Regions from separate parts of the Homo sapiens genome. Here region 1 is linked to region 2. A link is an interaction called in ENCODE POLR2A ChIA-PET data of the cell type or tissue named here. Cell type or tissue: OCI-LY7. All regions are shown on one strand. Links, peaks and the distances in the headings refer to the core of each region. The heading gives the core; the rest is flanking DNA. Region 1 has its middle 70 kb from the start of LPP-AS2. Region 2 holds the start of LOC124906315 (a long non-coding RNA gene).

Region 1 (16,051 bases), core at 5,362-13,361, 180 kb after region 2:
CTTTTTTTTTTTTTTTGGCTGAGTCTGATCTATCACTTGCGACAACTGGCACTAGTGGGGCCCCATGCACACGCACACAACCACACTCAATATTTCTTTCCACATGCGGAAAGCAGGATGGTGTCACAGCAGAAGCCCAGGCCTGGAAGGCAAGAGATCTAGGTCTGTCTGTGGCTTTGTCTCTTTGACATTCAACTTCTTCAGCTATAAGGTGGCTGGGGAAGGGGGAGGTTGGACAAATAAGCTCAAGATGCCTTCCTGCTCTGACACTCTCTGAATCTGTCAACCTGAACGTCTTGGTGCTCCTGGGGCCATTGAGATTGCTGGATCCTGATTCTTTGAAGCATTTCATTCATTATGGTAAAGAAGGGTTTAAGTGGCCACCAACAGAGAGACGTGAAGTACATGAAACAATTAGGTTCTCTGTATCTCCAGCAGAATTGGCCCCAGAAGAGGGTCAGGCTTTGCAAAGACACAGAACATTTTTCCCGCTGGGCTCCTTGGGAAAAGGTCTCAGCATTATGGAGGGTGTCTCTGGCTATTCACAGCTTGCCAGTGGGAACAGCCAAGAAGGAGAAGAGGTCACATGGCCAGGCCTGCTGCCGGCACAGAGTGTTCTGTGCAGCTGATGGCTGGGCAGGGATGAGGTTTGCCCGATCCCCTGCTGAGGCTTCCTATGAAAGGTAGGCCTGAGAGTTGCCAAAACATATTCTGCAACAGGGTCTATGAAGGTCACCATAAAGCAGGATTCAGACTCCATATTAGTTGGTTATCTCTTCTATACAGAATGTTATGCCAAGCATTTCTATATATATTCCTTTTGTTTGTTTGTTTTTGTTTTTGTTTTGAGAGGGAGTCTTGCTCTGTCGCCCAGGCTGGAGTGCAGTGGCGTGATCTCAGCTGACTGCAAGCTCCACCTCCCGGGTTCATGCCATTCTCCCACCTTAGCCTCCGGAGTAGCTGGGACTACAGGCACCCGCCACCATGCCCTGCTAATTTTGTTTTTGTATTTTTAGTAGAGACGGGGTTTCACCATGTTAGCCAGGATGGACTCGATCTCCTGACCTCGTAATCCACCGGCCTCGGCCTCCCAAAGTGCTGGGATTACAGGCATGAGCCACCATACCGGGCCTGCATTGTGTATTTAAACCTCACAACAACCTGGTTGTCCCCTAATATCACTTCCAGCTTATAGGTGTAGAAACCATAGCTCAATGAGCTGAAGTTGCAGTAATTTACCCATGGTCACACAGTAACAGAACCACAGTTAATTTCCCTAAAAGAAGACAAGATAAGGGCTTGCATGGTGATCTTGCCATGCCATGAACAGGAGCTGCAAACACAGGGATCAAAACATGTGCTCCAGTCGCTTCTCACAGCTGCTTTGGTAAACACTCTGAGACAGTGTGTGTCACTTTCTTGACTGGACTGTGAGTTCTTGGACATCAGGGCCCTGCATGATCCAATTATATGTGTCTCCCACAGTTCCTTGCACAAAACAGGAATGTGAAAAGCAGTTTCTCTCTGGCCAACCACTGACCCCAGAGAAGGATTGGCCCCAACCAAAGGTCAGCAACTGGATGTACTTCGGGGCCAAGCAGGCAGTGGAAACACAAGAAATACCCAGCAAAGTATGAGACAGAAGTGCGTGGTGGAAGACTAAAGGAACAAAATGTACGGGACTGGCCTAAGTCATTCAGGTCAAAAAGTTTCAGAAGGAGTGTACAGCCAAAGAAACGAAAACAAAAACAAAACCAGGAAGACCGAATGGGGCCCCAGAGCATCAGCTTACAGCCCTCACTATGACTCCACCCCGACCATTTAGTTTGATGTGGAATTGACAGGTATCCCTCCCACACTGTAACTCCAGTCTTCCAAGATGGAGACCATGGCTGAGACACTTTATGTCTGGTTCTCATTTAACGCAGCATGTGGCACAGAGTAGATATTTAGTAAATGTTTGCCAAATAAGCTCTTAAAATTAAATTTTTCCAAACTGGTATAAGCCTCGCGACGACAAAGATGTGTGAGGAAAGCTACTGACTTAGTTTCCACTGACTTAGTTTTTCTAGTTTCACTGGAAACCAGAATGTTGATTGTGTTGTTTGGATGGAGAACCACCCATAGCAAGTGTCTGTATGTATCATAATACCTAGAGGATCTTTTGGATAACTGGTTGGCCTCCATACTCTAAAATAAGAAATATATACAGCTCTTAATTCTGTAAGATATCTAATCAATCACTGATTCACTCAACAGGGATGACACTGAGATGATAATGGTGAGAAAAAAACAGATGTAACTGCCTTTCCTTGTGGAACTTATGGTCTAGTAATCAGCTAATCACATAAATAAATGCAAAATCATAGTACAACAAGTGCTCAGAAGCATATAGCACTTTAAGAGGCCTGGTTTGGGAGGATCAAGGAAGTAATGCATGTGTTGGCTAAAGAGGAGAAAAACCAGCAGATTCAAGTCCCCTGTGGAAAAAGTAGACTTTTCCCTGTGGAAAAGCAAAGAAGAGGATGTGTAAGGCCGACGTGGCCAAGCCCTGGAGGAAGTGAGCATATGGTTTAAGAGGCTGATAGAGGTCAGACCATTCCCAGTTTGTAGGCTTTGGAAAGAATCCTTGTCTTTGTCCTAAGAGCAATGCGGTGTATCTACTCTGCTAGAGAAAAAGAATAGTCGAATAATGCTATAGTTCTCCCTTCCTCTAACCTGCACTCTTTACACAGGCTTTTATGTTGCTGCCCACCTTCTCTCTATGTGGGATGTGGCAAGGGAAACATGTTTTAAACTCTTGAAGATGTAAAAGTTATTTCCTTCTTAGAGTCTGAGCTGCAAATGGCATTTCTCTCTTAGTGTACCACGACATTGCCACAGAAACACCATTAGATACCCCTCTGGGAGCAGAAGCTCAGAGCCCTACCATTAGTTACTTTATGTCCAGTATCACATCAGCCAGCAGTTTCTCATCTTTTGGATTAAGCAGACCACATTTTAACCTAAAAAATATAGGTGTCCCAATTAATACTACTTATCCTTTAGAAATTCTGATACAAAACCTTTCACATAGCACTAAAATAAGAGGAATACTTAGGTATAAACCTAACAAAATATGTACATGATCTATATGTGGAAAACTGTAAAACCCTGATGAAAGAAATCAAAGAGCTAAATAAATGTACATGGCTAGAAAAACTCAATATTGTCAACATGTCAGTTCTTCTCAAATTAATCTATAAATTCAACCCAATCCCAGTTAAAATCGTAGCAAGTTACTTTGTGGATATCAACAAACCGATTTTAAAGTTTATGTGGAAAGGCCAAAGGCTTCAGAGCAGCCAATACAAGCTTAAAGAAGAACAAATTTGGAGGATTGACACTATCTTAACTGAAAGACTTACTATAAGGTTACAGTAATCAAGACAGTAGGACTGGCAAAAGAATAGGAAAAAAAATCAACAGAACAGAATATAGAGCCCAGAAATAGACCCACACATGAAAAATCAACTGATCTTTGACAAAAGAGCAAAGGCAATTCAATGCAGAAACAATAGTCATATCAACAAATGGTGCCAGAACAACTGGACATCTACATGCAAGAAAGTGAATCTAGACATAGAACTTACACCTTTCACAAAATATCAATTCAAAATGGGTCATAGACCTAAGTGCAAAACACAAAACTATAAAACTCTTAGAAGATAACATAAGAGAAAATCTTGATGACGTTGAGGTTGATGATGATTTCCTAGAAACAATGCCAAAAACACAGCCTATAAAAGAAAGAATTGTTAAGTTACACTTTATTAAAACTAAAAACTTCTACTCTGTGAAAGGCACTATTAAAAGAATAAAGAAACAAATCACAGACTGGGAGAAAATATTTGCAAAACACATATCTGGTAAAGGACGGTTATTCAAAATATACAAAGAACAGTTAGAACTCCAGAATAAGGAAACAAACAATGCAATTTAAAAATGGGCAAAATATCTGAACATTCACCTCACCAAAGAAGATATACTGATGGAAAATATGTATTTATAAGATGTTGCACATCATACATCATTGGGGAATTACAAATTAAAATAACAAAGACATATTAGCACCTACCTATTAGAATAAAGATAACTCAAGAAACTGACAACCAAACGCTGATGAGGATGTGGAGCAATAGTAACTCTTATTCTCTGTTAGTGGGAATGCAAAATGAAATAGACACTTTGAAAGACAGCTTGGCAGTTTCTTACAAAATTAAATATACTCTTACCATACAATCCACCAATCACATTCCTTGGTATTTAATCAAATGAGTTGAAAACTTATGTCCATACGAAAACCTGCATATGGATGTTTACAGCAGTCTTATTCATAATTACTAAAACTTGGAAGCAACCAAGATGTCCTTCTATAGGAGAATGGATAAACAAATTGTGGTATATCTATACAGTGGAATATTATTTAGCAATAAAAAATGAGCTAGCAATCCATGAAAAAATATGGAGGAAACGTACATGCATACCACTAATTTTTTTAAAGCCAATCTGAAAATGCTACATTCTGCATGATACTGTCTATATTACATTCTGGAAAAGGCAAAACTATGAAAGCACTAAAAATATCAGGTGTTCAGGGGAGAGAGGAAGGGATAAATTGGTGGAGTACAGGGGACTTTTAAGGCAGTGAAACTATTCTGTGTCTATAATAGTGGATGCTATAATGGTGGGTACATGTCATTACACATTTATCAAAACCTGTAGAATATTCAACACAAAGAGTAAACCATAATGTAAACTATAGACTTGAATTAATAACACTGCAACAATATTGACTCATCAACTGTAACAAATATACCACATTAATCCAAAAAGTTAATAATAGGGGAGGCTGGGGAGAGAGGTAGGACAAGGAAGTGTATGAGAAATCTATACTTTCTGCTCAATTTTTCTGTAAAACTAAAATTGCTCAAAAAATAAAGTATGTTAATTAAAAATTCTAATGATTGATAAAATATATGGTGACAAAAACTGTGGTTTTAGTGACATAGTTTTAAAAATTGTATTTGATTTATCACAACAGTATCCGCAATACACTTGAGAAAACAAGTATATATGAGTAAAATATGTCTATTTTTTGCAGTCTCTAGACAACCTTGAGCGCATATATGGAGCTCTTACAAACTCCACAGACCTGAAAGAATACAGTTTAGGAATCATTGCTGAAGGCTTCATAGACTTCTCTTGATTTAATGAATGAAACATCTCCTTAGAAGATCGGGAGTATACTAGCAGCAGGTCAGTGTTGCTGGTGTCAAATCTCTCTTTCTTGACGCCAGGGGACTCTAATACCTTTCTCACTGCAGAGAAGGGAGGACAAAATGAGAGGTTTTATGTAAAAGCATCTTACAGAGTGCCTAGTACACTGTAGCTGCTCAGTAAATATTAACCAAATCTGAATCCGGTGTTGTAAAGGAGATCAATTATCAGGTGCCGGATTGGACTGACTGACATCCAATGTCTCCCCCTGGGATCTGTGACTCATGCCCCACCCCCTTTTAATGCTTTGGAAACTCATTTTTGTTATGAGCTCAAAGCTTTGTCAACATAAGACTGAGTATGGGAAATAGCTGCAAATAGCAGGAGAAATTTTAGGTGACACCCTATCTCACCCACTTTCCTGTTCTCCCTCATATCTCATTTTCTCATGTGCACCTAAAATCTGAGACTCAAAGGAAAAACTTCAGTGGAATTCAATACATCTCAGTGTTTAAGAAGAAAGTAAAATTTGTCCTCCATAGTGATATAGTAGCAGAAAAATTATAGAAAGACACTCCAAAATTACAGTGTTCTGGAGGAATAAAATAGATGCCTCTTATAGATAACAAAGCTCTCATTGCATTTATTCACTGGCAGTATTTATTCATTTAGCTCCAACTGTGTGTGAGGCACTGACAATGCTGGGTATGGGGCTGGCTGGCACTATTTGATAAAAATGTCCTTTCCATCCTGATCCTTGTAACCTTGAGTACATAGGGATCCAACCATTCCCATCTGCTCTACTGTGGTCCGGGAGCCTCTGCCTCCCCCATTTGTTGGGCAAATCACCAATCCTACCTTTGTAATGGTGAAAGGCCGAGAAACAAAGCTCCATGAGAAAATATTTTAAAACTGGGGAGTTTTAATCAGTCATAAGAAAACCCAGCAAAGACATAATCCTTTATTTTGCAAATCTGAAGGACTATTATAGGGAAGGGGGTTTTCATAACTTTTTGGTGTAGAATCAAGAACAAGAATTACAAATCAGTTCTGGAAGCTGCTGGGAAACTGATGTCATCTCAGCCAAAGGGAGGATTTTTTAACAGTGAGATGTTTCCAGATATGAAACAGACTCTGTCAGTAGCTGGTGAGTTCCCCATTATTGCAGATGTTCAGAGGTCAGATGGTCAACAGACAAGAGTTTGTAGATGAGAATATTTCAGCAAACTTGGAAACAGGGACACTGATCTTTATGACTTTACTTTCACTACAAATCTGTGTCTATGAGCATTGGCTGTATCCATTGACGTCTGCATTACGGATCAGACCTCACAGCTGTGTCTATACATCATTTAGAGTTTGCAAAGTGATTTTCTTTACATGTTCTCATTAACTCCTCAGGACAACCTTTTGAGAAAAATAGTTCAATGATCATTATCCTATTTTATAGTTGAAAAATCTAAGAATAGAAAAGAAGGAAAATCAATGATAAAGCCAAAGGAAATGACCAATCTATGACGGGGCTTCACTCTTCCCACCAGGGAGTCAGAGACCAAGAATATTCATCATATTTTTAGAATGAAGAGATAAAAAATATCATATTCCAGAAAGGGGAGATAAGTTTTTCAAGGGAGTAAAAAGCTGTCACTAACATCCAAGATGAGCATGATGTTTTCTTTGTAGCTCAAAGAGCAGGAATTTGTGAGTCTTTGAAATCAACAAACTTACTACTAATGGGTCAGTGTCTTCTCACTCACAGAAGTCTCCTGAGTGAGATCAGGGTGAGCATTGACCAGGTGTGAGGAAGACAAGCCATTGCTTGCAAAATGGGAAAAAAAATCCAGGAGAGAGAGTGTGTCAGTCTAGGGATAATGTTGAACAGAGAACATCCCAGAGGGTGACCAGAAAATCAAGGACCACTTGTCTCTTTCCATAAGAATTTTTTGCATCTGGAAATGAGGTACAGTGATCCCTCAAAGAAGGTACAGATTGAGCAAACAGAGAACTTCTAAAGGCTGATGAAGGGATTAAGTCTTCTTTAATGATCATGTTGTGTTTGTCTCCAAGGTCTTTCATCTGTAGATCTCAGAAGGTTTTGCAAACATCAATTAAATGTTACTACATTCCTTTGGAGTAAATATTATTACATGCATTTGGCAGATAAGAAAACAGAATCTAAGAGGCTTGCCTAGGGGCTACCCTGCAAGATTCTAGGAGGCCAATCATCTCAAACATGAGCTGCGCAGAGCTCTGGGCCTCACAAGGAAGAAAAGACTGAGAATCTGAGAGTGTTATTTCCAGGCTCTGAGAAAGAAAGATTGCTGAAGGAATGTTCTCTACACTGGTCCACAAGTTTCTGGAGAATTGGGGAGGGCTTTTGCCTTATCAAAAAGATTGAGTCCCAAAATCACAGGACCCAGAGATTAGACTTCATGAATCACTCCTCAGTCCCCTAGTTAGATGTCATCTCTCCTCTTCCAAGCTGTCAAAAGCCATTGTTGTAATTTCTCTTATATTCTACCTTGGGTTATAATTATTTGTGTTGGTGTCTGGTTTTTTTCATGAGCCTTCAAACAAGATTTACACTGTCCATTATGTTTGGAATAGAATAAAACATCATAAAAATGTGTTTTGAATTTGAAGTAGAGTTTGTGGGGGGAAAAGCAGTAGACAACTTCTGTAAGGTGCAAGGACCAAAGTTGATAATTTTGTCCTACCCAGAGACAACAATAAGGCCATCCTAGAACTCATATTTGAAGGTCAATAAAGGCACTTCTGGGTTTTCCTAACTGCCAAAATCTCAATTTTTACACTAAATAGTAAAGTTCAGTTGGGATATCCAAGCCTGGTTAAAATTTAGTAAAGGAGTCTCATAGAAAGCCACATGGGTAAGTATATTTTGTAATAACAGATCTTTATATGAGCATCATATCTTATAACTTTACAAAGCATTTTTACAAGCACTTTCAAATTTGATCCTATTAAGACACCATGAGGTGGGCAATAGAGACGTTATTATCTCATTTTATTGATGAGTTTCATCAAGGTTAAGTGACCTGCCCTGGGTCACATAGCTATCAAATAAGAGAAATGAAGCAGAAATCAAGAAATGTGGAGGAAGAGAAGAATGACCATTCTCTATATTCCATAACCTCCTTTCCGTTTCCAGCCTTCCAGAACTGGACTGTTCCTTGTGCTTTCTTCTTTGTCCGGTTCTGTTGCTTGCAACTGATGCACCAGTGGCGAACCCAGCAGAGTTCACACTAAACCTCTTTTGGTCTTGCTGAGTCCTCATCACCCTGTGGCAGTACCTGTTCAGCTAGAAATGCAGAGCTCACCTGAACCCAATTTGACTTTCAAGGAAGAATTTAGTGGCAGGTGCAATTTTGCTAGTTTACAAACCCACTTCGAGTGAGACAGAAAAGAAGAAGATCCCCATAAAAGCTGTCATTTGAAAACCCATTTTCAAATGCAGTTGTCCAAGCCCAAGGTGGAGAGATGGGAGACTTTTTGATTCCAGCTCCAGTGCCACCAACCAATTACGGACCTCTGTTGTCATTCCCCAGATATTTAATGAGCACGTAGTACATGTTGAATATTGTGCTAGGTGCCAAGGACACAGAAATGAATAAAATTTGTTTCCTGTTCTGAAATAAACAAGATAGACAAGCAAGCAGATAAAAACATTACAATGTAATTTGTGCTTTATGGAGTTGAAACACTGCAGTAGGAACCAGCAGAGGAGGTATCTAGTCTGAGAAGTCTTCCTGGAGCCAAAGAGTATTTCAAGAGCGGGGCCTTCTGAGCGCAGGGCTCTGATCAGTTGCATGATCTGCTCACTCATGAAACTGCTCTTGCCTACAAACTTCCTCTGTGTTGCCCTGTTTCTCTCTTGAGGGGAGCACCAACACAAGTGGGTACAACAGGGTGGTGCAGAAATTGAGACATTCTGAGACTTAGCAGTGACCTGCAGCTGCCAGCCAGGAAAACCCATGAGGCAGGATAACAGCTGAGTGAGGCGGCGACCAGCCACTGCTGGAAGAGGTACTAGGGGCAGGGACAAGCTGAAGCTCCGGACTGCCAGTGACTGCAAGAGCTGCAGTGGGCCTCCACGTGGTGGGAGGGAGTGATTGTTTTCAGAACAGCAGCAAACTTTTCCCAAAGGCCCAAGGCCCAGCTTCAGTAAAGCTGTAAAGAGGCTTTACTCACTTCTAATTTCTCCATTACGTTCAATTCCCATAACCAGAGGTAAACAGCATTTCTTGCAAAGTGGGTACTACTAATCCAAATATATAAAGATGCTTTCCATACTTCTAAAACATCACGCTTTATGCAAGGGAAACTTTTAGCTGAAAGACTCCACTGGCAGCAAAAACAAAGACAAAATTAGTCCTGCAGGTGGGTGAGGATGTGGGCATGGGCTACACTCTCAACAGTGCCATCTGCAGCTTTCAGTGACTCCCCCAAAATCACCATCATTGCACCCTCAAGCCTCTACCTGCTTCTCGGACACTGCCTCTACTAAAACAGGAAGCATTGGCTACTTGACATTTGCATGGCAATAATTCGGAGGCTGGCCAATTCACTCTCTGTTATTCCACAGTGAGCTTTCCAAGCCAAGCCTTTGGACCAATCAGCTTTATATTTTTCAATTCGTTAGCATGCCATGAAGAACTACAGATTAAACATCAACAATCTTTCCCCCCTCCTTAATAACCCTAATATTCTAGCTATCTATGAAGATAATTAACCTTCTTAAAGAAAAGTGCCCTAGGAAGCTTACCTTGACACAACAGACAATTATCTTTGTTTAATCGCTTTCTTTAAAAAAATTCTAATATTAGTGTTTAGCTTAGTCCTCCTGTACAGGACAGTGATGGCTGCTCCCTACGACACTCTCCCCAACCTCAAATCTCATATGACGGTCATTATCGTCCCCAGCATGCTTTCAGGAAGTTGCTTTATTCTTGCTACTTGGCAATCAGACTTGAGCCAGAGACCTGCCAGGCAGCAAACTGCTAACAAGCCTCCAAGGCAGATCAGATTTTCCTGTCCAGTATCGTGATGAGGGAAGAAGACAAATGACCTGGCCAAGGTCTTGGAGCAAGGTGAACACCCTCTGTTTACTCCAGTATCTGACCCATCCAGCCGCACTCCCAAATATATTGCATTGCTCATGAATTGCCTCCACGTTATTTGCTGAGTGTCCACTATGTGTTGCCCCTCTCTGCTAAACCCCAGATGTTCAGACATTAAGATGAGGGAAGAAGACTGCAGCCAGTTCACTGATCAGGGTCTGATTCAACTAACCATGATGCTGAAAGTGATTCTTTTGCTTATTGCATCAGGACATACCTAGCATATATTTGTGTCAGGTCCTTTAGAGACTTGCTTGAATCTCACCTTTCCTAAGAGCACCCACAAACTCACCCCATGGGAATTAAGCTCTCTTCAACAGAGAGCCCATGTCATCCGATTAGACTTCTGCCTTTGTTTTTATTTTTATTTATTTATTTAGAGACAGAGTCTGTCACCCAGGCTGGAGAGCAGTGACACGATCTCAGCTCACTGCAACCTCCGCCTCCCTGGTTCAAGCAATTCTTATGCCTCAGCCTCCCAAGTAGCTGCAATTACAGGTGTACATCAGCAAGCCCAGTTAATTATTGTATTTTTAGTAGAGACAGGGTTTCACCATGTTGGTCAGGCTGGTCTCAAACTCTGGCCTCAAGTGATCTGCCTGCCTCGGCCTCCCAAAGTGTTGGGATTACAGGCATGAGCCATAACGCCCAGCCCAACCTCTGCCTTTCATTAGATCTACTTGTATACTATGAGAACATTTCTTTGACTCTGTACATGGTACTTGGTACATGGAACAAAGTAGGTGCTTAATCAGTGCTTGTCAAATTACATATATACAAGATGATGAGGCACCTAATACAGGAGGAATGAGATGACTGTTAACTATGGCTGTGGCTGTTATAAAGATGAGAATTACTGAAACGACAGTGAAGAAAGTCATTTTTCCTTTTTCCTAAGAGCTCATTATATCTGGACAAAGGTAATGTGTCCCTGTTCTCCTGGGCTCTTCTAAACGGAGTCATGTTCATTCTTTCATGTTTGGATAATCTCACAATGAGCTACTACATCTATTCTGTTATCTAAATTCCTCAGTAAGCCAGTAAGACAGGTATGAAAAGGATGCTCATCCCAATTTTACCAAGGCCAACAGGGGAGGTGACTGCTCCACATTCAAGAGTTAATAAGTGGTAGCTGGGGTGTGGTGGCTCATGCCTGTAATCCCAGCACTTTGGGAGGCTGAGGTGAGCAGATCACTCGAGCCCAGGGGTTTGAGAGCAGCCTGGGCAATATGACGAAACCCCGTCTCTACCAAAATTACAAAAACTTAGCCAGGCATAGTGGAGCGCACCTGTAATCCCAGCTACTAGGTAGGGGAGCTGAAGTGGGATGATCACTTGAGCCCAGGATGTGGAGGTTGCAGTGAGCTGAGATCATGCCACTGCACTCCAACATGGGTGACACAGCGAGACCCTGTCTCAAAAAATAATCATAATAATAAAATAAGAGGTAGAGCCTGAACTCAAACTTTCCATTCTTAGTTTGAAGTTCTTAGCATCGAACATCCCAACAATTATAATAATTACAGAAAACTAAAATCAACAGAGCTTCAATTAAAGAAGGTTTTGTTTCTACCTTCAATTTTTTTTTTTTTGGCAACTCCCCTAATGTAGTTGATTTGTATAATTCTAAACTGGGCTATGTATTTGTTAATAGTCCTTAATAAACAGACTCAGTTGTACCAGCATGCAAAGAACACAGGTGAGAAAGGGTTCCCTGAAGCTCATTTGCATTCAGTTATCAAAATAAAATATGAAAAGTACCTCACAGGAGAAATCAGAAATTTTGAAACACTGATATTTCACAGTCCAGTGATTCTTAATAATTCTAGAGAAACGAGTGCCTGTCCATGTCTGTAACTGTTCTTTGCCCACACTTATATTTAGTTGAAGGGGATGCTGATGAATAAATAAAAGCAAATTGCTACCGACACACAATATTGGTTCAGGTTTATGCTCTAACTGCTTGAGGACACTTTGTGGCTAAGTTTCTCTTATTGATCATATCATGGCTGCAATCTACTTCTGTTTAGAGGAACTTTGTTGCTCAGTTTTATACATGCAGAAAAAAAAAACTGGCCATGCAAACAGAGATAATCTATTACCTTTTAAATGAAATTAGTAAATAACATTTATGTCTTTTTAGAACAACCGGAAACTGGGCATATACTGGAGCAAAATTTAATCAGCAGTTAGTTATTTCTTTGCCATTAGAACATGCTGAGGGCTGGGCGCAGTGGTTCATACCTGTAATCCCAGAACTTTGGAAGGCCAAGGTGAGCAGATCACTTGAGGCTAAGAGTTCGAGACCAGCCTGGCCAACATGGTGAAACCCCATCTCTACTAAACAATACAAAAATTAGCCAGGTGCGGTCGTGTGTGCCTGTAATCCTAGCTACTCAGGAGGCTGAGGTAGGAGAATCACTTGAACCTAGGAGGCGGAGGTGGCAGTGAACAGAGATTGCGCCACTGTACTCCAGCCTGGGCAACAGAGAGAGACTCTGTCTTGGAAAAAAAAACAAAAGAACATGCTGAGATTGAGGTGCCCGTATCACTGTATACGTGTTTTGTTTCCATTTCCCCTCTTATTTCCTATCCAGTTTAGAGAAATATTATCCCAGTATGAAAATTGATAAAGCAATTATAGAATAGAAAAAATTTCCCTACTGTATGTATATCTGTTACTTGGGGAATTTTTTCTCTACCTAAAATGTCTCTATTCTGATGATGCTTTCAGTGTAAGCAGCTAAAAAGGTGGTATTTTCCTACTTCTCTGCACCCCTCCCTGGGTGCAGGGAACTGGGGTGGCTTTGCCAGTGGACCTCTTAGAAGTAGGGCCATGACTCGTGAACCTTCCTGCTTCCCTCTTCTTGCCTGAGCCAGGCTGTCCCAGAGAATATGTGTTCTCCATTGTCCTTGACACAGTGTAAACTAAGCAAACTAAAGTCCTGGATGTGTGGGAGGCCTTTACTGGACCAGCCCTGCTGGTGACAGTGTAGGGAAGTCCATAGAATCCTGGGGTCAGTATTAGGAAGCTCATTTACCTGGAGACACAGACCACCCTCTCCAGAGGGGGTAAGTGATGCAAGCACAGGACACAGCAGGTGGGGGAAGCTGTTTCCTCATCAGACTGAAGGATTCACCAGATACATTGAGTGAATTAAAGCAAAAGTAAAGTCAGGACAAGACCTGGGGATGTCTTCATTTCTGGCTGCTTACACCATGCTGTGGCTATGGCTAGCAAGAGCCTGTGGAGTACAAATACCGTGCACAGACCTTCAGCACGCTCCCACACAAAAGGCTTCCCCAGTGAAAGCCAGCATGGCTGGCGCTGGAGCTGGTTTCCACATGAGGTTTTCTTTCCCCATCAGGGGATCTTGCAGTTATCATAACCCTCCCTTTCCACTTTCTTACACTGCATACCACTGAGGTAACACCCCTCAAGCAATTTCTCTTTTACATGTACAAACACATCCTCTCCAGTCCTCTTCATCCTTGCCTGTTCTCCAGATCTTCTCCATTTACCACAGGAAAATCTCTCTTCTTCCTTCTTTCCCACTCATGAATTCTGACATAAGCCCCAAACCACTCTTAGACTGACAACCGTAAGAGGTGTGCACATGACACCGCAAGTGAAAGGCAAAGGAAGACTTACACTTTGTAGTAAAATTAGACACTACAAGTAACCAGTGTCATCAGCCTCTTAAAGTCCTTGAAAATGCCCAGAAGTTACTTTAAGCCATTCTGCAAAAGTCTCATTCAATGTTTTTCTCAACTACTAATATGCCAACTAGAAACTCAAACAAAAATATCACCCTACATATTAAATTACTAGAGCATGTTTGACTATTTTTAATACAAACATACCATGCTTCAGTTGTGGTATGGGGATAAGAGACATGAGAGAGCTGGGCTGGGTCTTCGGTTGCCATTGAAGCATTATCCAGCAAGCATGCCCTGAAATCCAAAGAACCAACTGAAAAACACCTGCAAACAATTCACTGCCAAGTTGTACATGTTTTGGGATCCTTTGAGAATTCCTCAAGATGTTCAATGGCTGGAGTTGAAAAGTGGAGATGTGCAAATTGATCATTTGGAAGAATGTTGAATCTCTTCTCAAAAAATGCTGATTTATTGAATTCTGTCAAATAATTTCGTTAAGGTTGAGTACCCATCCTGGAGGAGTCCTCCTTTTTTTTTTTTTTTTTTTGAGACAGAGTCTTGCTCTGTCCCCCAGGCTGGAGTGCAGTGGCGCGATCTCAGCTCACTGCAAGCTCTGCCTCCCAGGTTCAATCGATTCTCCTGCCTCAGCCTCCCAAGTAGCTGGGACTACAGGTGCGTGCCACCATGCCCGGCTAATTTTTTTGTATTTTTAGTAGAGACAGAGTTTTGCCATGTTGGCCAGGCTGGTCTCAAACTCCTGACCTCAGGTGATCCACCCACCTTGGCCTCCCAGAGTGCTGGGATTACAGGCATGAACCACTGCACACAGCCCTCGGCTTTCCTTTTTGAGTCGGGGGCCAGGCCACATCCATCAGGCCCTCTGCAGGCCTGTTCTTCCATATCCATAGTCAGAGGAGTGGAACTGTAATTCCGCAGCCATGGTTACTGCACACAACGAGTCCTTTTGTTGTCACACCTGTCAGGCAACATGCAACAGGGCTCGAGACACAGCACGGAGTACAAAACAGAATTTTAAAGGAAAACTTACAACGTAAAAGTCGGTAGTAGAAAGCCAAAAGGCCAGTCTCATGCTTTTCCTAGGAGAGACATATGAAAGCCAGGATATCCTGCAAAATTTGTCATGGGGTGCATGTTTCGTTTTTAAAGGTCACATATTGAAGCATACTTGCGTAGGGGAACAGTGGATTGTATGGGTGCCAGGCTGTCTGGCTTTCATATGCCAGTGGGTTTAGATGTTTACAGGAGTTATGTGAAAGAGCCAAGTATCTGACACCTGCAAACCTTGGAATCACAGAAGGCTGAGTTCAGAAAGAGACCCCCTTATGTAGAAAAGGCCTCCTGCCAGGTCCCATCAGAAGCTGAATTTGGGTGCAGCCCCTCCTGCTGGGAAAAGCAGAGGTCTTTGATCCCAAAGAGGCAACTGTCCAGGCCACCAAGAATGAGTTCCCAGGGACATTTCTAGGTAATCATGCCTTTTGCACCAGAGTGGGACTCTGAAAGTTGTCAACAATGTGTCTTCATATCAATCTAATTGTTTGCCAGGCTCCGTGACTCTTCGTTTTTCAAAGTTACCTTTGAAAACCTGCTTTTTGAAAACCACTGTACCTGTCCTCCATCTTCCTGGCCACTGCCTTCCCTCATGTGCCCATTATCTCTTGCTTGGTCTACTGCACCCTCTGCTAACCATTCTTCCTGCCTCTATTCTCTCCTAAGGAAGCCTATTTTGCACACCACAGTAAGCATAACACTCCTGAAGTACAAGCCTGGCCTTGCTCCTGGTATCACTCAGAATAGGTTAGGCTATGCTGCAGGAACAGGCAAATCCAACATTACAGTGGCTTAAAACAACAGAGGTTAATTTCTCACTCTCACAACTTGTCCATTGTCTGGCAGCTGGGGATTCAGCTCCACATCATTATTGTCCTTACTCTAAGACCCAGGCTGATGGACTAACCACTCTCTGAAATATTGCC
Region 2 (16,051 bases), core at 3,187-11,186:
CATTACTGGGTATGTACCCAAAGGACTATAAATCATGCTGCTATAAAGTCACATGCACACGTATGTTTATTGTGGCATTATTCACAATAGCAAAGACTTGGAACCAACCCAAATGTCCAACAATGATAGACTGGATTAAGAAAATGTGGCACATATACACCATGGAATACTATGCAGCCATAAAAAATGATGAGTTCATGTCCTTTGCAGGGACATGGATGAAATTGGAAAACATCATTCTCAGTAAACTATCGCAAGAACAAAAAACCAGACACCGCATATTCTCACTCATAGGTGGGAATTGAACAATGAGATCACATGGACACAGGAAGGGGAATATCACACTCTGGGGACTGTTGTGGGGTGAGGGGAGGGGGGAGGGATAGCATTGGGAGATATACCTAATGCTAGATGACGAGTTAGTGGGTGTAATGCACCAGCATGGCACATGTATACATATGTAACTAACCTGCACAATGTGCACATGTAGAGTATAATAAAAAAAAAAGGCAAAACCATATTAGAAAAACAGAAAAGAAAAAGAAAAAAAAAAAAAAAGACTTAAAATCTCTCTTGGGGCCAGATACAGAAAGCATTTTCCTCACCTGTTTTCTTTTCAAAACAGTAGAAAAACTGTTTTTAAAGAAGGGCAATTAAAGTAGACTAGCCCTGAATGATTTTTCTAATTGTTACAGAAAATCTGATGGTTTTCTTACCTTGAAGTCATGTGTACTAGGTCTTCCAATTCTCTCTGAAGGGGAAGCCACATGGCTTCCTAGATCCTTAAGAAAGGATAACCCTTATTGATAAGCCTCTGTTTATGACATGACTTGCCCAGGGTCACACAGAAAGGCAGCAGTAGAGACAAAAATTACATACAGATTGCCTGTCTCGCAGTTTCCCTTCCCTGTTGTTGGAGGAACGTAATGAGGGTAAGAAAGGAAGGGGTCTCCAGAGAGATGTAATGGCTATTTCTAAGCCATTTTTAAAATAAGCTTCAGATGATCAAAAGTTCGAGGTCAGAGGATAATTTAGGCCATCAGAAGTTGGCCAGATTGGAGTTAGGTCCTCTAGAGAATTCTGTCCTTTGGCAGTCAAAGACAGTGATGGACGCCAAGCCAGGCCTGTGATTTGGGCACAGGTCCAGGCTCTAGCCCCCTCTGGAGCCGGGCTCGGATCTTCACAAGGAGCTCTGCAGCAAGCAGGGTCTGTGCTTGAACATACGCTTTTAATCAGAGTCGCTGGAACCTGGATGGGGCCTCAAACATAATTTAATTCAGTCCTCTCACTTTGCAGATGTAGAAATTGAAGGCCAGATTGAAGGGTGGGCTATGGAATGCTTGCACAAGGTCATCTGTCAATTTAGGGAACAGCATGGTAAGGTGAAAAGGGATCGCTTTGGTGTCATTGCTGGGTTCCAAATCCCCGCTCTGCCGCGTATTAGCTAAGAGACCCCAGGTAAGTCACTTGACCTCCCTGACTATCAATGTCCCAGTGTGTAAAGTCGGGACCATAATTACAATGCCTGAATCACTGGATTGCTATCATTAAATAAGATGAAAAATAAGAAAGTGATTTGTAAACAGGAAGTCACTTTTCATACCACAATGTTAATATTAAATTATAATAAAACCCAACCCAATAAAAGCAGTCCACTTTTCTGAATGCCCACCACATGCCAAGTGCCAAGTACTTCACATACCTTGTTTCTTTTAATTCACACAATGAATGACCCGAGGAGAACGCTCAACTAACAACCATGTACTTGAACCAGGGGTTTAAATCAGTCATACACACAGCAGGATTTAAATACTATCTTCCACATGGTACCTTCAGAAACGTGGGCCTGGGATTTCATTCATGGGATACACATGGCTCCCCCCCCCGTACCCCCTGCCCCCTCTGTATTGAGTGGGTGGCTCTCACCTGTGGAGGGCAGGGTGCTCTCATGTTTGTTTATACCAGAACATAGAATAGAACTTGGTAAAGGTAAATGCTCATTTAAGAAATAAAAATACATCAAATAAAGTAAAAAGCAACCTGGTAGATAGCATTTCCTTTTCATTTTTTTAAAATAGCTTTATCGAAGGATAATTGAATGGAAATGGTCATTAATATATATCCAGAATCTATTAACGTTCGGCTAAGTTGGGGGGAACATAGGGATGTTTTAAGGCAACTAAGCGATTTAGAAAACTTAAGTTCTTTAATGTTTTCAAAGAAAAGGTTGAGTCTGTAAGATATAATCTGGCAATTTGTATAGAACTCTTTCTACTAGCTTCCAGGAATCCCTGCTCTGTGAGCTTTTTGCCAAACTGATTGATCTTCCCAGACATAATCTGGGGACCTTCTCTAATATGCCCCTGTCCCGCTGTCAGCTTAATACACTCTTTTGCTAAGTAATAGGGTATTGCTAGTGTTCTTCCAGGTTCTCTTCATAAAGGCGCTTCTCTGTCAATAAGAGACTGTGTTTATATTCTTGTGCACAAATAACTGGCCCTCTTCTCAGTGTTTGAGATCCCTCATCTTGCTCCGACTGTTGCAGCCTTTTCTCGCCATGACAGACTGCCATACTACATGGCCTTCTCCCATCGAAAGGTGAGGTCAAGTCTCCTTCCTCTGAATCTGGGTGGGGTTGTGACTCACTTTCAATCATTCTAATATAGAGTAAGTGATGTTGTGTGATCTCTGAAGGTATGTCATAAAGAAAATGATGCCATTGCCTCCTTGTTCTCTAGGGTCTAGCATGTGGACCACTGAACTGCCAAGGAAGCAGTCCAACTGCCCTGAGGCTGCCATGCTGTGAGGAAACCCAAAGTGGTCCATAAAGAAGGATTATGTGGAGGGACCCTGAAAGATGCCTGGCCTGCCTCCCACTGCTCCAGTACCCTCCTCCCCAACTCTTCCAGCTTCAGCCACTGTCTGCAACCACATGAGAGCTCCCGAGCCATAAATGCCCAGCCTAGTCTCCCCTAAGTTTCTAACCCACAGTTTAAACTACTAAGCTTGGGTTGCTTTGTTATGCCTCAATAGCAACTGGGACATGCCCCTTTCTCCATTCTGCTGCTGAATCTGGTTACAGCAGCAGAGACACATGCCAGGGGCATCTCTAGTAACAGGGGAAAGCCCTTTGGGAGTAGATTCAAAGTGGGGGGTCAAGACAAATTATTCAGCGAGCCTGACTTTTAGAACTCAAGGGGCACCAAGTAAGTGCATGATCCTGAGGCAATCAATTCCTCTCGTTTTCCTTTTTTTGTAAAGGGATGAACTAGACACAGTGTGGAAAGCCAGCTTTACCACATTCTCCTACGATCTTCTGAAGTTACCTAATCTCTCTAACCCCAGATTCCTCTTCTGTAAAATGGGGATAATAGCCACAAAAATAGAACAGTAGTGTAAAATTAGATAGTATGTGTGGAAAAGTAGAGTCTTGAAACTTGACTTAAGTGGTTGATGAATGTTAGCCCCCTCCACCAATGCCTTCCCCTTGCATTCTAATATTCTCTGCTCCTCTGAGCAAATTTACCAGATGATTGTTGGAGTTTTTTGTAATCCTCATCAAGTCAGAGAAGACTAGTGAGGTTGTGGCAAATAAATGATTCTGAGGGTCCAGGGCGAGCTTTAGGTAAATTGTGGTTTTAGTGTTTGAGAAAGAGCCTGTCACTAGTGGGAGTCTTCATTATTCACTGGCAAGATATAACAAGCAGGGCTTTGCAGTAATGCACAGCTCCTCTGCTCTTGGCAATCTTGTGGCCGAAAGATATTTTTAAAGCCCCTGTTTTCAGATGACCGTGTTTCTGATTAGCATGTGTCTTTTCCATTTTCAGTTCCACGAAGAGAAAGGCAAGTGAAATTTGCCCAGCCTCACCATCTCCAAATGGGTGATATTACTGAACAATTATTTAATGGCCCCACAGCATCTGTTTTTTATATTTTGGGGTCCATACTGGAAGTTCAAGCTTATGAATAATCCAGATATTTAAAAGCCAATGCTCAACTGGATATTCTCCTTAGGATTATTTTAGCCTTGTCTAGAATCAGAGTGTCTGTCAATTGCCACAACATATATATTAAGTTTGAAAGAGATTAAGCTGGAAAATTCGATATTTTAAAAATAATACCAAGAGAGGCTGGGAGCAGAAAGAGAAGAAAAGATAACTATTGGGTACTGGGTGATGAAATAATATTTACAATAAACCCCCATGGCAAGTGTTTACCTATGTAGCAAACCTTCACATGCACCCCCAAACATAAAATAAAAGTTAAAGAAAGAAAAAAACAGAAACTCTTACTTATAACTCATTTCATTTAATAACGTTTTTACTCTTTTAAAAATAAAATAATGCTAATGATGATGATAACAGGGTTCATACCTGTAGAGCATTTTACAAGTGGCAGAGAGCTTTCATTGATATCATTTCTCTTAAGTCTTCACCCTGTGAGGTAGGCATAGAAAGAAATTTTATCCCCAAATGACAGATGAAAAAATAGAGAGCCCATGAGTTTAACTGACTTGCTCAAAGCCACAAAGGCTGCATTTCCTGAGCCTGAGTACCCCTAGGAAGAGCTCCAGCCAATCTAGGGTGCAGAACCAATGAGTTAGTTTATCATTTATCAATCCCAGTGATGCATAAGCTGTGCAGAATTAGAAAGGTCAGCTCCAGGCTGGCCCACCAAAAAAGTAGAGGAAAACTTGGGAATGCCCACTAGCCTATTCAGAAGTTGGATTCAGGTTGGGAGAAAGAAAATAGGAGCCGAATTATTTTGAGGTGGTATACACGAGTTACCTATTGCCATTGTAACAAAGCCAGCACAAACTTGGTGGCTTACAATGACATAAATTTATCCTTTTACAGTTCTGGAAACCAAAAATCCAACATTAATTTCTCTGGGCTTTCAAATCAAGCTGCCAGCAGGGAGAGTTCCTTCTGGAGGCTGTAGGGGAGAATGTATTTCCTTGCCTTTTTCAGCTTCCAGAGATTCTCATATTCTTTGACTTGTGGCCCCTTCCTCCATCTTCAATGCATATAATCTCTGTTTCCATTGTCACACAACTCTCCTCCTACACCTTACAATGGACCCATCTGGATGACATGGGATAATCTCTGCACTTCATGACCCCTAACTTAATCACATCTGCAAAGTCCCTTTAACATGTAGGAGAACATAGTCCCAGGTTCCAGGAATTAGGACATGGGCATCTTTGGGACCATCATTCAGTCTACCATAGGTGACAAGGTGACAGGCGGATGGTGGCCACCGTTTTTTTTTGCATGGTTGTGTTTGCCTGTCTGAAAGCCACACTCCTCACTGCCACCTGACATGTAGAGGCCAAAATAGAAAACACATCTTCAGATCCCAAGTAAAGTGCTCTTTCAGGCACGTCACACCTGCCATCTCAAACTATATTTACATTCATTTTTGCAAATAGCCCATTCTTGTATAGAAGGCAATTAATATTTGCATAATGTTTTAGAGTTTATAATGGCCTTTTTATTTACATGAAGTCACTTAAACCCCTACAATAGCCCTCTGAGACAGTTATTATTAACACATTTTTACATATGAAGAAGCTAAGGCTCAGCGGGGTGAAGTGGTTTGTCTAAGGTCACCCAGCTGGTAAGGGCAAGACCACAATGCAAATCCCAAAAGTTCCACTATATTCCGCTCTAAATAATGAGTCTATACTGAAGTCCACTTACTAGCCATGGTGGCTTATCTTTTGGGGATACTCTGAAGGTGAATGGGGTCTCCATTGCGCTTTTGAGATAAAATGAGTCAATAAATGTGAAAGTCCTTTGTAGCAGTATGACTCACTATGACAGAAAGTTATTGATAGCATTATCATCATCACCACCAACATCCTCTGCCCTGGAGACCAAGAGAATTCAAACAGGTCAGCACCTCTAATTGCTGTATAGAACATTGACCCTACTGTCTCCCAGTTCCTGAGGATGGTGTGATAATAATACATCTCAGAGTTCTGTAGTTTCTTCACCACTGTGCAGGTGTGGTTGGTGGGAGCAATGCCCTGGATGGATAAGCCAAGCTCTTGTGTCCTGGCAGATAAACAAGGTGAACCCTCAATCCGTGTAGCAGGAGTTTCCAGACAAACTCACTTTGCATGGAAGGACACTAACCCTTCCAGGTGCATGGAAATATTTTGTAGTTTTTACTGTCTCCCCCTTCCTCCACTGCCTCATCTTTTTTGTTTTTTCCCCTGTGAGACTATTTGCTCTGCATTTCAGATGTGTCTAATTTTGTGGAAAGGAGAAGGTTGGGAGCTCCGGAGCTAATAGGATGCACAGGAGGAAGATACGGAGCACAGTGGCTGAGACCTGACAGCTCTCTGAAGACTCCACTTCACCGCCGCCACTCCACTTCACCGCCGCCAGCCCTGGCCCACACCTTTCTTAAGAGCAACTTAAGAAATTTGCAACTTCAAAACCAGACCAGAGGGTGAGAAGAACTAGCCAACCCATCCTCCAAGTGTGACTGAGCGGTCAGGCTGCCCCCACCTCATTTGAGTGAGACCGCCAAGAGCCTTCACGTGGGACCTAGACCACAGGAACACAATTAGGAAGTACTCCCTGCCCCTCACAACGGCCATCCTCACCAGGCAGCGGGGACAGAAGGGAGGCAGGTGCATTCAAATCGCGCTGGCCTGAAGAAGGGAAATGAAGCGCTAAACTCAGCTCGGTCCCACAATGAGTCAGAATGGGGGCAGGGAGGAGCGCCCAAAGCCCTCTGGCCCTTCTCCTTGGGAACTAGTCCTGCACATGGCCACCAGCCCTGGGAATCACAGCATTTGGCATGGGTCTCAGTTCTTGTACTCCATTGCTGTGGGACAAGAGACACTAAACTTCCAGGTTTTCTCTCAATAGCTGGCTTCACCTGTAAACACAGTGGCATATTAGACAAGCTCTCTTCATCTGAAATGTGCCCACCCCCCCAACAATCCCACCTTTGCCTGCTCAAACCTGACTCATGCTTCATGTTCATATTCAACTTCTTCCCTTGTGCTTCTAACTAAATCTAGGAATCTCCTTGTTCTTAGAACCACCTTTATCCCTTCTCAGATATTTATGTATATCAGTTTTTAAATGAAAATAATTTCTCACCTATTAAGCTGGGCACCCTGCTAATCACTTTCACACTTGCTGTTTAATTTGCTGTTTTGCTCCCTAATATTAGACAAAAACTCCTTGAAAACAGAGACTGTGTCTGACTCATCGCTCCTTCCCCCACCAGGCACTATCCTCTCAACAGTTACTGGATTAATAATTTTTTAAAAAATTTTAAAAAACTATTTTAAAAAAATATAAATTAGTAAAAACTGTGGCATTAGCATGAAATGACTAATATGTTCAAGTTCCACTTGAGGAAGTTAGGGTGATGTCAGTGAAAACCTGCCCTTAGAGGATCCCTGCCTGCATGAGGGACTCTGGGACTGCAAAGTGCCAAGAGAGCCTTACTCAGGGTGACCACAGGAAGGTGAGCCAGAGGAATCTTCATTTAGGGAGAATCTGGCAAGAAAATTCCAGGCATCTGCTGGAAGCCATAGAATGTAGGTGTAAGAAGCAAGTGAGGATGGTATGGAAAGAACTAGCTGAGAGAAAGCAAGTGAGAGCTGACACCAGAAAAAGATGAGGGTCTTAGAGTTCTTATTTTATGTGGTTATTTGTGAAGAATGCAGGGCCAGGTGCCTCAAAGGAGATTCACAGAGTATTAAGTATATTTGAGCCTATTTGACAAGCCCAGAAGACATTCCGAAGGGTCTTGTCTCTGAGGAGCTTGTGCCTGGTTGTGAGGAGGTACATTTGTTAGATATCATTTGTTAGATAGACTCAAGGTGAAATCTCAAAGCAGTTCACCTCGCTTTTGGCATATTTGTTAGATATCACTGCTCATCCTCCCTTGTTTCAGGATCTTCCCCAGGCCATGAGAGTCTGAGAAGCAGGTGGGGAGTGAAAAGAGCACAGGCATGGGGGTCAGGAGATGCCATTCACAGCCGTGGCTCCCCCATTTACTTGTATCACAAACTGGAACAAATTGCTCCACTTCTCTGAGTCTCCATTTCCCCATCTATGCAATGATGGGATGCAACTAGAATCTCACTGTCAGATTGAGTTCTACAACAAAGTGGTGTAGACTGCATGGCAACAAAAAACAAGAAAAATCTATTTCTCACAGTCTGGAGGCTGGAAGTCCAAGGTCAGAGTGCCAGTATGGTCGGGTGCTGGTGAGGGCCGTCATCTAGGCTGCAGACTGCCAACTTCTTGTTTTACACTCACATGGTAGTAAAGGTGCTAGAGAGCTCCCTGAGATCTTTTTATAAGGGCACCGATGCTATTCATGAGGTCCCACCCTCCTACTCTAATTATCTACAAGACGCCTCACCTCCAAATACCATCACACTTTGGATATGCTTCAACATATACAGTTGGTGGTGGGTGAGAAGCATGAGCGTTCAGTCCATAACAATCACTATATTTCCTCTGAGTTTCTCCTGCTCCTCCTCTTCTAAACACACCACCAGCAAACCTCTCTGTTCCTCTTCCCTGATGGTAAGAAGAGAGGTGGAGGGATCTCTTCTCACCATGGCTGGTCCAACCACCTATGAACTAGTCCCTTTCTCTTCAGCCTTCTTCAAGGACCTGCTTCACCAGTTATCCTCTTTACCTCTTGGATTATCAGTCTCTCCTGTTTCTGGAACTCCTTTCTTTCAGCCTATCAGTGTCCTTGAATCTCTCTAAATTCTTAAAACCATTTTTTTCATCCAGTAATTGATAAAGCTGTCTCCTCTTCACAGCTAAATTTATTGAGTATGTATTGCCATCTTCATGATCTCACTCCTTGCCTACACCCCACCCACTACAACCTGGCTTATAAACAACCACACACATACTCACACCACTGAAAACCCTCTTGATGAGGTCCCTGGTGACCTCCTCATTGTCAAATCAAATGATTTCTTTGCAGTCTTCATCCTCCTCATTCCCAAAGTGGTATTTGCACTAAAAACCAACTCTTCATCAGTCTTGAAATTCTCTCCTGGTTCTCCACAGTCTCTTCTATGCTGCCCACACTTTAATGTTGGGATGCTTCAAGATTTCACCTTGAGCCTATCTATTCCCCCTGACCCCACCACCCAAAGTTCCCTGGGAACACTCATTTGGTTCTAGAGCTTTAAGTACCATTATACCCTGATGACTCTAGTCCCTACTTCTCCCGCAAAAACCATCTCTGTCTTCCCAAAAGCCTATTCACATCTCTAGTGGGGTGTTTTTTACAGAAACTTAAAATACTGTGCTCCAAAGAGCCCTCTCCTATAGATTCACCAAATGTGCTCTGTGTCCTTTGTGTTCAGCCTTGGTTAACAGCATATTTTTCCACTCTACTTCTAAAGCTAGAAATCACAGAGTCTTCCTTAGACACTTCCTTTCCTTTACCCTCCGCATGTCAGTCAACAAACCCTAGGAGTTTAACTTCAGAAATTAATAGGCCTCATCCACCCCTCCCCTCCATCCACAATGCTTTGGCTCAAGCCCTCATTAGTTTTCAGCAGGACCACGGCAACATCTGCTCTCTGTCCTCCATGTCTCCTTGGGTTATCTTCCTAAAAAGCAAATCTAACCAAGACACACTTTTGCTTAGGAATCCCTATTGATGATCTATTGCCCATAAACTTGAGACAAAATTCCTTGGCTGGGGAACATAACACTTAACAATCTGATCTCAAGCTTCATCCTCAGCTTTGCCACCCCACACAGCCACTCTGAACTTCTTAACCAAACGTACCAATTCCTTTCACAATTTGGGGCCTTTGCATGTGCTGTTACCTTTTTCTGGAAAGTACTTCTGGCCTCCTGTGATTGGTAAACTCATATTTCAAGGCCCAAACTCCCATTTCACCATTTCTGTGATGTTGCCCCTTATTTCCTCCAGGCAGAACCCTTCGCTCTGCCCCAATCTCTCACAGCACTTATTTATGTCTCCATAATAACACTTATCACACTGTACTGTAATTTTCCTTTTCATGTGTCAGTCACTACATTATACTTTGAGCTCCAGGAGGTTAAGAACTTACACTTATTAATTTTTTATATCCCCAGGGTCTAGCCCAAGATCTGCTTATAGTCAGCCCTCGGAAAAATGCATATCAAATAAATCAGTGAATATACCAAAGGTTCTCTATGCTAAAGGAAGCATTACACCAAAGTGAAATTGATTCTAGATGCTAGTCCCATATCTGTTTTTAAAGGTTAAAAAAAATGGTCTTTGCAGTCAGACGTAAAGGGGATTCAAATCCCTCCTCTACAGCTATCTTATGTGATCACAGGCAAGAAGCTCCCAACTCTATGCCTGAGTTTCCTTATCCCTAAACAGGACAATGCCTGCCTCACAACACTGTCATGGATTAGATAAGAAGTTGAATATATACACTGTATAGCACGGGGTCTGATAACAAATGAATAGCCATGATTATTACCATTAACTAGCTGTAATATTCTGGGCCAGTCCCTTTCTCTCCCTGGGTCTTCCTGGAACCCACTCCCTCTATATAATGAGGGTTTTCACAAGTATCCCTGAGGTTACCCCAAGCTCCATCACTGTAGAACTTTACAGTAGTCAAAATTTATAGTATCAGCCATTCAGCTCTGAAATTAACCCTGCTTGGGTATAATGAACTCTAATAGTTTCTTGGGCGTAAGCTTTGCTCACTCTAACCAAAGTCAAATTCATCAACCACACTGGACCTCGCTAAGGGCAAGAGCTAGTTCTTTTATTCTCCTATTCATTTCTGGCTCAGGACTGGGCACAGAGAAGGTACGCCCATCAACTTGTCAGTAGAAGAAGCAGTGGAAAGGAGGCCTGTCTCCTAGGAGCCAGCACAGACAACAGGGGCAGGGCATGCAGACTCCCAATCACATCGTGTGCTCCTAATTTAAATGACTTTGTGAACTGATTTTGCAATCCCGTGTTTATTCCCAGCTCATTCTTATTAATATCTTGTTAACATCTTAATTTGAACTGTGGCCACTGCATTTCACACAAAGAGCACACAGGAGTATATTTAAATTACTTTGGATTCTCCCAGAGAGGAGGTGTCTTTCTCCCACATTTGCACATTTAAAATTTATTTTTGACATCTTAATATGATTATTTTTATTCTTGTAAAGTAACGGAGTAAAAAAAGAAAAATGACTGGTTGAGTTTCTTCTCCCAACATTAAAAACAGGGAAAATAGCCAACTCTTTGGAAGCCAGTTGTTTGGAGTAATATTTGAGGTCTTGCTGAGTGAAATAAATAGACACTTCTGAAGAATCGAGCAACAGAGAATTGTGGAGAAACAGTGTATTCGGGCCACTCAGTGCACACAGCCAGCTTTCCTGCTCCAGGGCAATGAAGATCTACAGTAAGTCACCCAGCATAGGGGAGGATCATGAACCCTGAGGTCACCCACAGCTGAATTCAACCTCCTCCCTTCCAGTTGTATGATCCAGACAATTTCTTCACATCTACAAGATTCGTTTTCCCACTTGCAAAATGAAAATAACGATATAGCACACTTCACGGTGATGTCAAGAGAATTTTTAAAAATAATAATATATATACACACATAGAGAATATTCAATAAATATAAATTCTGTCTATGATGAGAGCATGGTACAAGTCAAATGAAGCTACTTACATCTTTTTATCCTATCTTGTTCCACAAAAAATTTAAGATAAATTGTACTGATACTTCTAATATAACAAAGATAAATTAATGCAAAAAAAAAGGAAAGAAAATGAGGCAAGAAAAGGTAAAGGTGAGATAGGAAGAGGGATTGAAGAAATAAGATTGTTTTACAAAATTCACGGAGTCCTGTGGCCATATCATAGGTGTGTGACAAGGTTCAACAGTTGTTAAGTAACCTGTCACTCAAGAAAAGCCCAGCTTTTCCTGACTGAAAATATTTTTTTTCAAAGGTGTTTTATTCCTTGTGGAAAATGAGATCTAGGTGACAAAGAAACTAATTTGCCTTCCCTCTTCAGCATTTATTTTACTATGTGACCTTGCACAAATCATGTCACCACTCTGGACTCTCATGTTCCCATCTATACACACAGAAGATTGGATGAGATGAACCCCAAAGCCCTTTGTAGCCTCTACATTTTATAACTTGATTCTGTTCTGCAAAACGTCTACAGCATCCTCCTCCAAGCATTTGCAATTCATGTGACAATCTTATTGAAATTCTTTGCTATCCTCTAACAAAACTAGTTTTTCATTTGAAAATGTAGTTTTATTTCTTTCAACCCTGTCATGGGCCTCCTGACAGAACTTAAGGAACCAACATTCTCAGTGTAATAGCCACTTATTACTTAAGCCAACCTTACAATAGAACCAATAAAAGCAATCAATTGCTAACTTGAGCAGATCTGCATTTACTCAGAGTGTGGGTATTTTATTCTCAGTATTCTGTTCATTATATTCAATTTTTTAGTTTGTTGACCTTTCATTATATACTTAATAGGCAATTTTTCAATAATTTCCTCTGTTCTCATTGGGACTGCCCAAGGGCCCGAGAAACGCAACTGGAGGAAGCAGCTGATGAAGAGGCTCCTGCGCCCAGCTTGTGAAGATCTGTTGGGAAGAATGTGACTCTGGTCTGGCTCTTTAGCCGTGGTTTCTTGATTTGTATTCTAGATCATAGCAGAAACTCAGCCAAACCGACTTTTTATCTGGGTGAGAGGGCTGGATGGGGAGAAGAGATTTTTCTGGATATTAGGAACAATCTTTCCTCTTCAAGATCTACCTCATCCACCACTTCTTTTCTGTCTCCTCTGAGTATGCTCTCTTGTAAATCTCCACCTTTTCTCAGCAGGAAAAGCTATGTGCCCCCTCCCTGCCCCTTACCCCACATTGCCTTCTCCATATTCTCTGCACTCCTGCAGACCCTGTGTGCTGCTGCTCATGGCTGCTCCTCAGACAGGGCAGGTAACTCACCCAAGAACACACAGCCACTAAGATACAGAGTTGAAGTTCAAATTCCAGTTTATAACTGCAAAGCCAGCAACTTAATCCTCACTATTAAACTGAATCTCCAGTAGAATTCTTTCTCCTCCCGGGTTCAAGCGATTCTCCTGCCTCAGCCTCCTGAGTAGCTGGGACTACAGGCATACGCCACCAAGCCCAGCTAATTTTTGTATTTTTAGTGGAGACGGGGTTTCACTATGTTGGCTAGGATGGTCTTGATTTCCTGACCTGGTGATCTGCCCACCTGGGCCTCCCAAAGTGCTGGGATTACAGGCTTGAGCCATCACACCAGGCCTCAAGTAGAATTCTATACTCTACTCCTCCATGAAAACATTTCAAATTTCTCTATTAAAATATCTTTGTGTGTGTGTGTATGTGTGTGTGTATGTGTGTGTATGTGTGTGTGTATGTGTGTGTGTGTGTGTCTCCCAGTTCGTCTACTAGGCCAGTACAGATTAGAATCATCTGGGGATCTTTTAAAACTTAGAAAGCCCAGCGTACACCTCAAACCAATTAAATCAGAATCTCTGGGAATAGGATACAGCAGTCACGATTTTCTTAAGCTCCTTAGGCAGTTCAATGTGCAGAAAAGTTCTGGAAGCACTAGTTTATATTACTGTTACAACTTTTGGCATAACTCAACCCTGTATTATATTCAGTAATTTACCTCTGTTTATAAATTGTAAGCTACTTAAGCAGAATTTTTTTTTGAGACAGGGTCCCCCATCCTGGAGTATAGTGGCACAATCATAGTTCACTGCAGCCTCTGACTCCTGGGATCAACTGATTCTCCCATCGCAGCCTCCCAAGTAACTAACATTACAAGTGGACACCACCATACTCAGCTATTTTTTTTTTTTTTTTTTGGTAGAGACAGGGTCTCACTAAGCTGCCTAGGCTGCTCTAGAACTCCTGGCCTCAAGTGATCCTCCTGCCTTGGCCTCCAAAAGTGTTGAGAATACAGGCATGAACCACTGCACTTGGCCCAGAAACCTTATTTTCTTCAAATTTGTGTTCCCCACAACACTAGGAAAATAGAGTAGCACAGTGAATATTATTAAATGATCATGTTCGTTCTACAAATTAAGTGAAATAGGCAAATTAATAAGATTTCAAATGACAGAATGAGATATGCCAGATGTTTGGGTGTGGGAGCCCTGAGGTGGAAATTGTGATTGCTTAGGGTAAAAATAGAGCATGCTAATAAGATCCTTAAATTTCTCCAATCACAAGAAAAGTAAACTGAGAATGATGAGTCTTTGTTTTTAATTCTGCTAAGGAAATAGGTCTAGGCTGCCACAGAAGTTGAATGAGTTACACTTTAGGAATAAACTCTTGATGACCCCAGAATGGAAAACAATGACCAAAGAAAGCCACAAAATCATCTTCTCAGCAGAAGTTTGAGAAAGGATGAGACCACAGTTTGTTTTCAGTTCTTAACTTAAAGGTGGGATAAAACTTCCACTAGGAACTATAAATAATTGTTTTTTTTTGTTTTTTTTTGTTTTTTGTTTTTGTTTTTTTGTTTTTGCTGGTAATGTGGTGAGTTTCTGATTCTTTCTGGAGATTACAAAACAATCCATTTATTAAGTCCAGGATATAAATTCAGACGTTCAGATTGGTCATAAGACAGTTCGAGAAAGCAAAAGGCAGATTGTCCAATCTGGCTGCTCCAGGTGCCAGGAGTTATTAATTATGCCTGTTCTAATAGCAAGAGCTGGGAAGCAGCAAACTCAAAACATGTGGGGAAAACAAAAAATTAGATGGTGGTTTGCCTTAATGAGAGGAAGTAAGAGGCAGCAGCCACAGCACCAGGCTCAGTACACTGAGTACAAATCCTGCCAGCAACATATTTTAGCCACAACTGGGCATGATCACCATAGTCGCTACAGGGATCATGGAGTCCTAGCGGGCTCTCCAACATCTGTGCAGTAATCAGTGAGGTCACTTTCTTCTTTGTGCTTTTCTAGGGTGGGTGAGGGAGGATTCAAGAAGTCAAGAGGGACTAATCAGAATTTGGTGTTCGGTAGATCATAGATTATGAGAGCTGGATGGTACATTACAGACTAAATAGTCCAACCCTGCCCATTCCCACATATGAATAAACTAAGTTCTAGAGTAGCTAAGTGACATAACCCATGTCACCCAACAATGGCAGGGCAAAACCAAAGTTTTCTCTATTCTTTTTCTCTCCGGTTAATAGCAGACTCCTTTTCTTCCTACTTAAGAAACTGGCTTTCCTTAGACTTTTGCAAGCTCTTTAAATAGCGAGGAGCCTCACCTTGGCAGAGGCCTAGGTATTTCACTTTCCATCTTTAAACATGGCCCTGGATTAGCTCTGCTTGATGAGTAGCCATCTCCTATCCTGCTTAGAACTCTTCTCCTGGTTTAAGCCTCAGAAATTCAGGCTCTGGGATGCTATGACATTTCTGCCAAATGGTATATGATAGCTTCCACTTGGTAGGACAGTCATCATTTTACCAATGAGCCATAGATAGGCTTGGTTCATCAAAGGAGACCATCAGACTTACCTGTGGGTGTCGTTCCCTGACTTACTCATCAGCCTGCTATCTAGGAGGTCTCTAGAGCCAAAGTCTTGGGGGGTTGTGCTTCCCTCTGACCCACTGGACTCTGAGCATATGGAGGCCAAGATCAAGGTCTTACTCATCTTCATTTCCTGCTTGTTGCTTGGATGATGTCTACTAAATTTTAATAGATGAATGGGCCAAACACTTATAGGAAGAAATTTACAGACTGGAACTCACTCAGTGAGCAGCAACCAGGACTGTGAGAAGATGAACATTTGAGTAGGATAAGGGATGCCTTAAAAAGAAGAGATATTCAACTTGGAGAAGAAAATGTTCACTGGGGAAATGATCATCATCTTCAAATAACAAAAGGGTGTCTTTGGGAAGATGAGAAGTAGGAGAAGGCAACTCTGGAAAGGAGGACTTCAGAGGAACATAAGAATCTGCTTTGGGAACAACCCATATTTACTGAGGATCCTCTCTTGACAGAGATATG

The links. ChIA-PET counts read pairs that join two places held together with the same protein. Peaks named below come from ENCODE experiments on the same cell type or tissue, not always from the same donor. Only the 100,000 strongest peaks of a DNase experiment are listed, where the experiment ranks them.
Region 1: POLR2A ChIA-PET joins it to region 2 with 28 read pairs; 2 of 35 experiments call an interaction of 5 or more read pairs at or near these places.

The regions. Positions count from the first base shown.
Region 1 is chr3:188,075,829-188,091,879 of GRCh38, forward strand. No RefSeq gene overlaps it. Among named protein-coding and RNA genes, the nearest start is that of LPP-AS2, 70 kb to the right of the region's middle. In OCI-LY7, for the core only: CTCF peaks have their summits at 9,455 and 9,654 (motif pointing left); DNase peaks (open chromatin) are centred at 9,113, 9,363, 9,723, 10,233 and 2 weaker places; H3K4me3 peaks cover 3,253 bases; H3K27ac peaks cover 5,388 bases.
Region 2 is chr3:187,895,707-187,911,757 of GRCh38, forward strand. LOC124906315 (a long non-coding RNA gene) reads left to right here and starts at 1,917. Exons shown (of 3, transcript XR_007096212.1): 1 at 1,917-2,598; 2 at 2,739-6,148; 3 at 6,249-7,168. RefSeq lists enhancers at 6,083-6,584, 6,591-6,640. In OCI-LY7, for the core only: CTCF peaks have their summits at 5,263 and 5,486; DNase peaks (open chromatin) are centred at 3,745, 4,555, 5,435, 6,575 and 1 weaker place; H3K4me3 peaks cover 4,611 bases; H3K27ac peaks cover 5,702 bases.